Regions from separate parts of the Mus musculus genome. Here all the other regions are linked to region 3. Evidence: chromatin loops called from intact Hi-C (ENCODE). Cell type or tissue: gastrocnemius. All regions are shown on one strand.

Region 1 (2,500 bases), 92 kb after region 3:
AGCAACACCCTACTTTGGGGAAGTAGATGTATTAGAAGACATTGTCAGCAGAAAGCCCTTTGCCAGAGCCCTCTACTCCACTTGCTTCTCTGCACAATAATGGATGAGACTAGCTTCCTGTGTATAGCCAATGGCTCTGGCATATCCAGAAGTGGCCTTGGATGCTTGGGGATTCTTGCAAGCAGTCCAGCATTTCAGGCACTCAACAGGAGGAAAGTGGTGTGTACAGGTCCCCTCCCTGGAACTCTGCCCTCCCTGGCCCCAACACCCTTTCCAGAGTTTCCAGAGCTGCTCATGGAAAGCTTGTACACCGGACTTAGCTTTGCTCAGCCTTCATTGCACACCAGCTGCTCAGATACCACAGTGTTTTGAAACTCTGTTGTTTGAAAATCTGCCATCTGGGGAGGGGGGTGCTATAGTCATTCCCTCTGGGCTTGGCAGTCCTGGTCTGGGGAAGAGGAACCAGAATGACAAAAAGACACATCTTGGGGGTCAAGAGAATTTGGGGAGATTCCAATGCTAATGGATGATCCTTCATATCATGAGTGTAGTATGTGGTTGTCATGTTGGTTGTTGTATTTACTGGGCTGTCCTGAGGTTCTAGGGAGAGTCTGCCATGAGTTTTGCAGAGGAGAGCTTGGTCTGTGCACACCTGCCACCCTTACAGTGGCTCACACAGAGCCTCCTGCTTGGGGCTCCTTGATACTGGATTCTCAAAGCTGGTTGGTCTTAAGAAGGGTTCTAGAGGCAGAAGGTTTAGACAACTGCTGGTGGAAGCCAAAAGGAGCAAGCAGATCAAGGGCCCTGCCCAGAGGCTGGTTCCCCAGAAAAGGGAAGTTGCCATTTGCTAGCCTTGAGGTTTCCAGTAAATAGGGGAGAGGACATTTTCCCTCTCCCTAAGGCTAAGCCAAGCCAGGGACAACTAGAGAAAATGGTGTGGCTTACCATACTTGGAGCCTTAGGTGGGCCTTGCCTGTTCCAAGAACTTTACCCTACAAGTCCCAGGGCAAGTCTCTCTCCTTACTTTAAAATTTTAATAGGGAAATCATTGGTAAGTTTCTAGTTTCTAGTATCTAAGAAAGTACACTTCACTCCCACCTCCTCTAGCACCACCTGGTGTCTTTCTTCTGTCTAGAGTTTAAAGCACTTAAAATTCAGTGAAGCTATCTCTCTACCCACTATGCAGATTACAGCAAGGTGCATATACCTTTCTGCATATTCCTTTAATCTTTAAAAACTTTCCTTCACTTTAATAATAGACTAGCTTTGTAAGGGTAGTTTTAGATTTACAAAGAGCTTGGAAAGATAGAATGGGTATCTTACCACCCCAAAGGCAGCTCCTCTCTGCTACATGTCTCATAAACTTAGCACCATTAGTGACCCATTATTGAGAACACAATATTTCACACATCCTGCTATTCCTTTCTGCCTCTTTCTATCAAGGAGTTCACACAGGATCTCACTGGATCTCTCAGTTTCTTTGGCTACTCTGCACTGGGATGCCTACTCATACTCTCTGAATTGGAGATGGCCATGCAAGTGTATTGGGTATTCATAGGAGTTCAGTGTGACTGTGATCTGTTAGATGTTTTTATCATGGTTAGATTGAGTTTGGGGCACACAGAGACCAACTATCCTTCTCTTCATATCAAGAACATATAGCCATGCAATCTGCTGCATTTGACCCCGGCCCTGTACCCTGGCTAAGATGAATTTTCCAGGTCACATGCTACAATGTCATTCTCTCCTTTCTGTACAGACTCATCACAAAGAAGTCACTACTACATGCTTCAAGTTGCTTGTTTCTTTTCAGGTTGATGTCTTCTTGGAGATCTTTTCATATGGTACAAAGGCAGCTGTGAGTTCTTTTTACATGTGTGCTAGTATTCTATTGCATGCTTTTATAAAACATAATTAGATGGATATTTAGTATGTAACAATGTTTGGGATATTCTTCTTTGAGCATTATTTAATGTTGATTTTTTTAATCCTTAGAAACAGTGTGGCTGGGTCACAGATTTGTGTATTTGTAGTTTTATTATGAAATATCTTGCTGGCTTGTGCACCATTTCATAGTTCCATGTCTTCTAGATGGTTCCAATCATAGACTGATGTTTAAAGCTGTCATCCCCTGAAATACAGGATCTTCACAGCACCCACACTTTGTGTAAGGGTGTGCTCTCTGCTCTGTCCTTAAGTGTTGTCTTTCTATTGTCACCTGTGAGGAAACACTCTTGCTTTAATTGCTATGTGAGATATCCCTGTGCTTGCCAGGCAAATAGGCTGTCCTTGCTGGTGAAGAGCACACGGCCTCAGCTAGTGATATCTACAGTACCCACTGAGTGAAGGCTGCATACTAAAAGGCAGGGACTTAAAAGTTCCTCTGAGTCCTCAGGCTCAGGAAGTGAAGTCACAGAGGGAACAGGAAGATGACTGGTTCCTAGGCCAGATTGTGTATCAGAAATAGTCATTTAGGTTCACAATACATTACATAATTGTT
Region 2 (2,500 bases), 180 kb before region 3:
ATCCCAGTGCTGACTCTCCTGTGCCTGGTGCTTCGTATGACTCCCTAATGGGTATTGCATGTGGAATACCCTAAAGTGAACCCCTCTGTTCCCAGGACTCATAGCCTCCCTTCTGGGCATACAGTTCTACTACTCAGAAGGAACTACCTTCTGGCTACCTGCTGGCACAGCCTTGTCCATGCTCCTACATGAGACTAGCCAGGACAGTCATAAACCTGCTACTTGCCTGCTTGGGTCCTTTGGTTCCTGGTCCCTGTACTTATCCCTGCACATTTCCTGTCAGCTCCCCCCTCCCCCTCCCCGACACAGATCTTTCCCACTGGCTGTGCTGTGTCTCTTCTTGTTCAGCTTCTCCTGGGCAAGGCCCCTTGAGATTGTCCTTGAGCTGCCTTTGGGGACGCAGCACCTTCCCTTCCTCCCTTCCTTCTCCTTTCCCCCTCTTTTCCTCCTTCTTCCCCTTACTCTTCTTCCCCTCTCCTTCCCTTCCTTTGTGTGTTTCCTCCCTTATAGGATCTGTCTAGAGTCACTGAGTCAGAGGTCTGGGTTCACATTGTCAGCCAGATGTTGGGTGGAAGGAAACAGGCTTGTGCAACATGAGGTTGTGGTAGAGGAAGGTCCTTGGGTCGGGGTTGGTTGTTGGATTAGGTTGTGGAGGATATATCTTGAGATTAAGGGAGATACTTGGAAGGAGTCAGAGCTGAGAAGCATGTAGATGTTCCCTGGCTGTGGTGGGTTAACGATGCCCATCTATTTGTAAAGCTGGTGGTTAGTTGGGGCCCAGGAGGGAAGGAGGTAGGGTGGTGAGGCCTCTGAGTAACTTTTTGAGAGATCCTGATGGGCAATCAGCTGCTGGGCCATGGTGGTCAGGGATTTGGTTTCTGAGAGAGAGAGAGAGAGAGAGAGAGAGAGAGAGAGAGAGAGAGAGAGAGAGAGAGAGAGAGAGAGAGAGAGAGAGAGATGCAGGCATCTGACCTAACCTGTTCAGGGATCTAAGATGACTGGGAGGAAATGTGTGTGGTGTGTGGTGTGTGGTGGGATGTGGGTGAGCTTTCAGCATTGGAGTCTTACTGAGCATCTCCTGTGTGTTTGCGTTCCCCTGTAGATTTATCACACGTCCCGATGTCAAGCAGAGAAAGATGGCCAGCTTTCTGGACTGGAGCCTTTGCACCTTGGCCCACTCTTCCTTCCAGACCATCGAGGGTGTCATTACCATGGATGGGATGCTGCAGGCCCTGGTGAGCCCTGCCCCGGGACAGCATGTGGAGCTCCAGCACTGTGCCCAAACTGTTGGTTCCATTCACTCTGTGTTTGAATTACGGGAACCTGGTAGGATTAATTTGCATTACAGGGTTGTGGTTTCATTTTCCACTGCTGTGTGCTTAGTGTGTAAGGCTGGACTGGAGTGGTGGCTTCCAGGAGAAAGCTGAAGAACTGTGCTTCACCACTAGAGGGCAGCGGCGCCTGCAGAACTGCAGCCTTTAGTTTTTTTGTCGTAAAGCAGTGAAACCAGCCCAAGTGAAAGAAGGCAGAGGGCTTGAAACCTGTTTGCTTACGTGGGTTACAAAATTTCTAGTTCCCGAGTTTAAATACAGACACTGGGGCCCGTCTGGAGATGCCCACTGTGCCCATCCTTCCTATTGCTGGTCTTCTCTGCTTGTCTGTTGTATGGCTTTTTAGTACTGACAAGGAGAACCACTCTGGTGTGAAATCTCAGAGGACATGGCCCTATTAACAAGGCTAGGAAGCTCCTGGACCAGTATTCCGGAGGTCACAGATGGACCCCCTAAGGCTTTGTTTGGTTTTGATGGTCAGCATTAAGAAGGTCATGGTGCCTCTCCAAGTCTGTCTCTAGGGTTAATGTTTACAAGGTTACAGAGACTCTCTGAGGCCATGGTATTAAGAGTCAGTATTTTGGACGAAGGCATGGATAGCTGTATAAGGCCCTGGTTTCTAGGGTTTGGCATTCTGGAGGGTGCAGATAGCCTTCTGAAACTGTGCGGCTCCAGGGTCAGAAACCTCTTCCTTGTTTTTCTTTGATTACACTGGATGCGATTTGACAGTAGTTCTTGTCCTTGTCTTGAAGGCAAAGGGAGCTGACATGTCACTTAGAAGTAGGATCCTTTGGAGAAGTCTGAAGGCAACCAGTCATACTGAGTTTGGCTTTTTGTACTACTCCTTAATACAGGTCCTGATGCAGGGTGGGAGGTATCAGGGCAGGTGCCAACAGCCCTGGGAAGGGGACATGCAACCTGGGACGGGAAGGCAAGTCGAGGCTCTCTGGACCTACTCCATGTGCCTCTGCAGCTGAATGTGTATCCTGGTTGTGGGGATGAGAAACGGCTGGTGTCTCTTTATTTTCAGTGATATTGCCATTGCCTTTCAGAGGCCTGCCATTCAAAACATGCAAGAGGGAGGCCTGGGAAAATAAAATGTTTCTTAAGACCTGAGCTTCTGCTCTGCTGCTCTCTCTGAAGACTTGGCGGCTCCAGATGGGCGTTAG
Region 3 (2,500 bases):
TTCGGCAGCATGAAGCTCAGTGTGCTTTAACACCCCAAGAAGGCCGAGGTCAATCCACACGGCCACCCAAACCTCAGGGACAACGCTGAAGGAATAAAAGGGAGTTAAATAGAAAGCAACGTCCATGTTCAGTGATGATATTAGAGAACGCCTAGGATAAGGCATCTGGGACTATATTAAAATAAAGAGGAGAGTGCAAAAGTCTGCTTAAGTGGGTGCAGTACAAAGCATACTTGTATATGACTGGTCAGTAAATGTTCAATCTGAATACTTCATGGAAGGCTAGCTGACCAGTGCGAGGTGACTGACAATGTCTGCCACATCTGGGTGTGTGCACACCCAACCCAGGTCAAGCATTCATTGCTCAACACAGACCCAAGAGAACTTTTAGTCATGATTAGTCATCGCAAAAGTCCAGAGCTGGGGCAGCCTAAACTGAAGGAAAAACAAAACTACGAAAACAAACGGAATGACTTACTTGACAGTGAACCAGCCCAGGGTTTCACACAGCGATGAAGCAGACCCTTACTGTAGGATGGAGCACAGGAATCAGACCCAAAGAAGCAGACTGCATGCAGGGGACACAGAACTCAAGCAAAGAGGTCCTTCTGGGCTAAAGGGCTGGGAAAGTGGTTGTCCTGGATGAAGAATCCAGCCTGGCCTTGGCTTCAGGGACTGGGATGCCTTATCCCCAGGGGACATATTAAAGTATTTTACAAAATCATTTCCTTCAAAGATACTACTAGCAAGTTGTAAAAAAATAAATAAATACATAAACCAACAAAACAAACAAACCAATGCCCCCATAGTGGCAACGCAATGAGTGGCACTGAGAAAGCAGAAGAACTTAAAAGTCAAAAATCACCCCAGAGGATTACAAAGGGAACTGTGTAAAAGCAACAGTGCCTGCAGAACCCTGGGTGCAGACTTCCTCCACAGGAGCCGACTGTTGGGCTAAGAGGGCTGAGCTTCGCCCTATGGTCAGGAGAATTACAGAGGCTTGGATATTTGGGGCACTGTGCAAAATGTGACACAAGCTCAGCAGGGGTGCCCAAGGCAGATCCATTCAAGGGCATTCAGACCAGAAGAGGGCGCTAATGCGGCTTGAAGGAGGGTGAATTCTTCCTGGAAGAGAGCCGACCAACACCTGAATCACATCACCAGAGAGTTACAGTCTTGATGCCACTGAGAAAATCACACAAAGCAAAATGGATGTGAACAGAGTTGAAACAATAAATCTCTTTGGTATTTGAAGTTGAGACCGGCTTAGGAAAGTTGTCAGTCCTGAGGGAACCAGCCAAATGTGAGAATACACACACACACACACACACACACACACACACACACACACAATCACGAGGGGGGGGGGCGCACTTGGGGAAGACAGAGACACCAGGGGGCAGGAGGAGCAATGCTATGACTGAAAACAGAAAAGCAAGACACAAGACAATGCGAGGCTGCCCTATTTGCTCATGCTCCTAAGATCCACCCCAAACCTGATCCTCCTGCCAGGTTCGTAAGAAGTAGCAGTTTAATTTCCAGCACTAATCTCTAGAACTTGGCCAGTCCAAACCAGTTAACAAAGGCCAGATTTTGAAAAACCATTAGCATAAACAAAAGCAAAGGAGGAGATGACCAAGAAAGGTCATGTGATACCTCCTACCCTGAGATAGATCTGCAACAATGTGATACCTCCTACCCTGAGACAGATCTGCAACCACCAGGAAACCCCAGGGCCATCCCTGCAGAGCAAGGCAAGCATGAGAATAAACCCCTCCTCAGAACCTCACCAACAAAAACAACAAGTCCTTCTTCATAAGCACGCTAAAATTAACAGAATTCTGTTACAAACGTTGCTTATGGAAAGTCAGATTTTAAGAGAGAGACTGAATCCACGAATCTGTAATGAAGGGGGTCCTAGCCCACTGAGGATGCTGGAAGTTTCTCACAATGAATCTTGTGTTTGGCAAAGACAAGGGATTTGCTCTAATATTACTGCCTTGAAGAAAGTCAATGTTTGTGCGGGGGCTCCATGTTTGGGGAGGCCAGTCCTTTTGTGAGGGTAGTCGGTTGCTATGGTTCCAACAGGAAAAACCTAGCTCCATGGAGATACTAACATTCCTCACTCCTGGAGAGGAGCAGTAGGCTGTGTGGTTCACACTGCCTTTGCAAAAAGCCACACGACAAAATCTATTTCTGTTGTTATATGGTTAGTTTTAAAAAGTGAGTCTTAACCCACTACAAATAACCCAGCATTCCTAAAAACAAAATGCTTGAATTTATGTTATCTAATGACGAAGGTAACATGTCCTATTTAATATATTACAGGAAAACGCGTCTTTCCAAAGAACCAGCTAAACTCCACTGCGCCTTACTCCTGATTGCCATGAATTCTCATTCACTTCCCATGGACAATGAGGTGATGTCATCTCCCGGCACTCCACCTGGGGTCCTTAGTTTTATATACTGTCCTTGTCACAGACAGAATGCATTCAGTCAT

The links. Hi-C counts contacts between places; a loop is a spot of excess contacts. Peaks named below come from ENCODE experiments on the same cell type or tissue, not always from the same donor. Only the 100,000 strongest peaks of a DNase experiment are listed, where the experiment ranks them.
Region 1: a loop joins it to region 3, with 2.3 times the contacts of the local background. A loop is called at or near these places in 4 of 42 quality-filtered maps.
Region 2: a loop joins it to region 3, with 4 times the contacts of the local background. A loop is called at or near these places in 3 of 42 quality-filtered maps.

What each region holds. Positions count from the first base shown.
Region 1 is chr11:121,743,319-121,745,818 of GRCm38, forward strand. No RefSeq gene overlaps it. Among named protein-coding and RNA genes, the nearest start is that of Gm12589, 33 kb to the right of the region's middle. In gastrocnemius, a CTCF peak has its summit at 1,113 (motif pointing left); no DNase peak of the experiment used is centred here; H3K27ac peaks cover 666 bases.
Region 2 is chr11:121,474,437-121,476,936 of GRCm38, forward strand. It overlaps Tbcd (tubulin-specific chaperone d), which reads left to right. Exons shown (of 39, transcript NM_029878.4): 7 at 1,103-1,235. Among named protein-coding and RNA genes, the nearest start is that of Tbcd, 24 kb to the left of the region's middle. In gastrocnemius, a CTCF peak has its summit at 1,439 (motif pointing right); a DNase peak (open chromatin) is centred at 1,444.
Region 3 is chr11:121,651,714-121,654,213 of GRCm38, forward strand. The region is part of intron 3 of B3gntl1 (UDP-GlcNAc:betaGal beta-1,3-N-acetylglucosaminyltransferase-like 1); the gene reads right to left. Among named protein-coding and RNA genes, the nearest start is that of B3gntl1, 20 kb to the right of the region's middle. In gastrocnemius, a CTCF peak has its summit at 1,089 (motif pointing right); a DNase peak (open chromatin) is centred at 1,078; H3K4me3 peaks cover 305 bases; H3K27ac peaks cover 2,191 bases.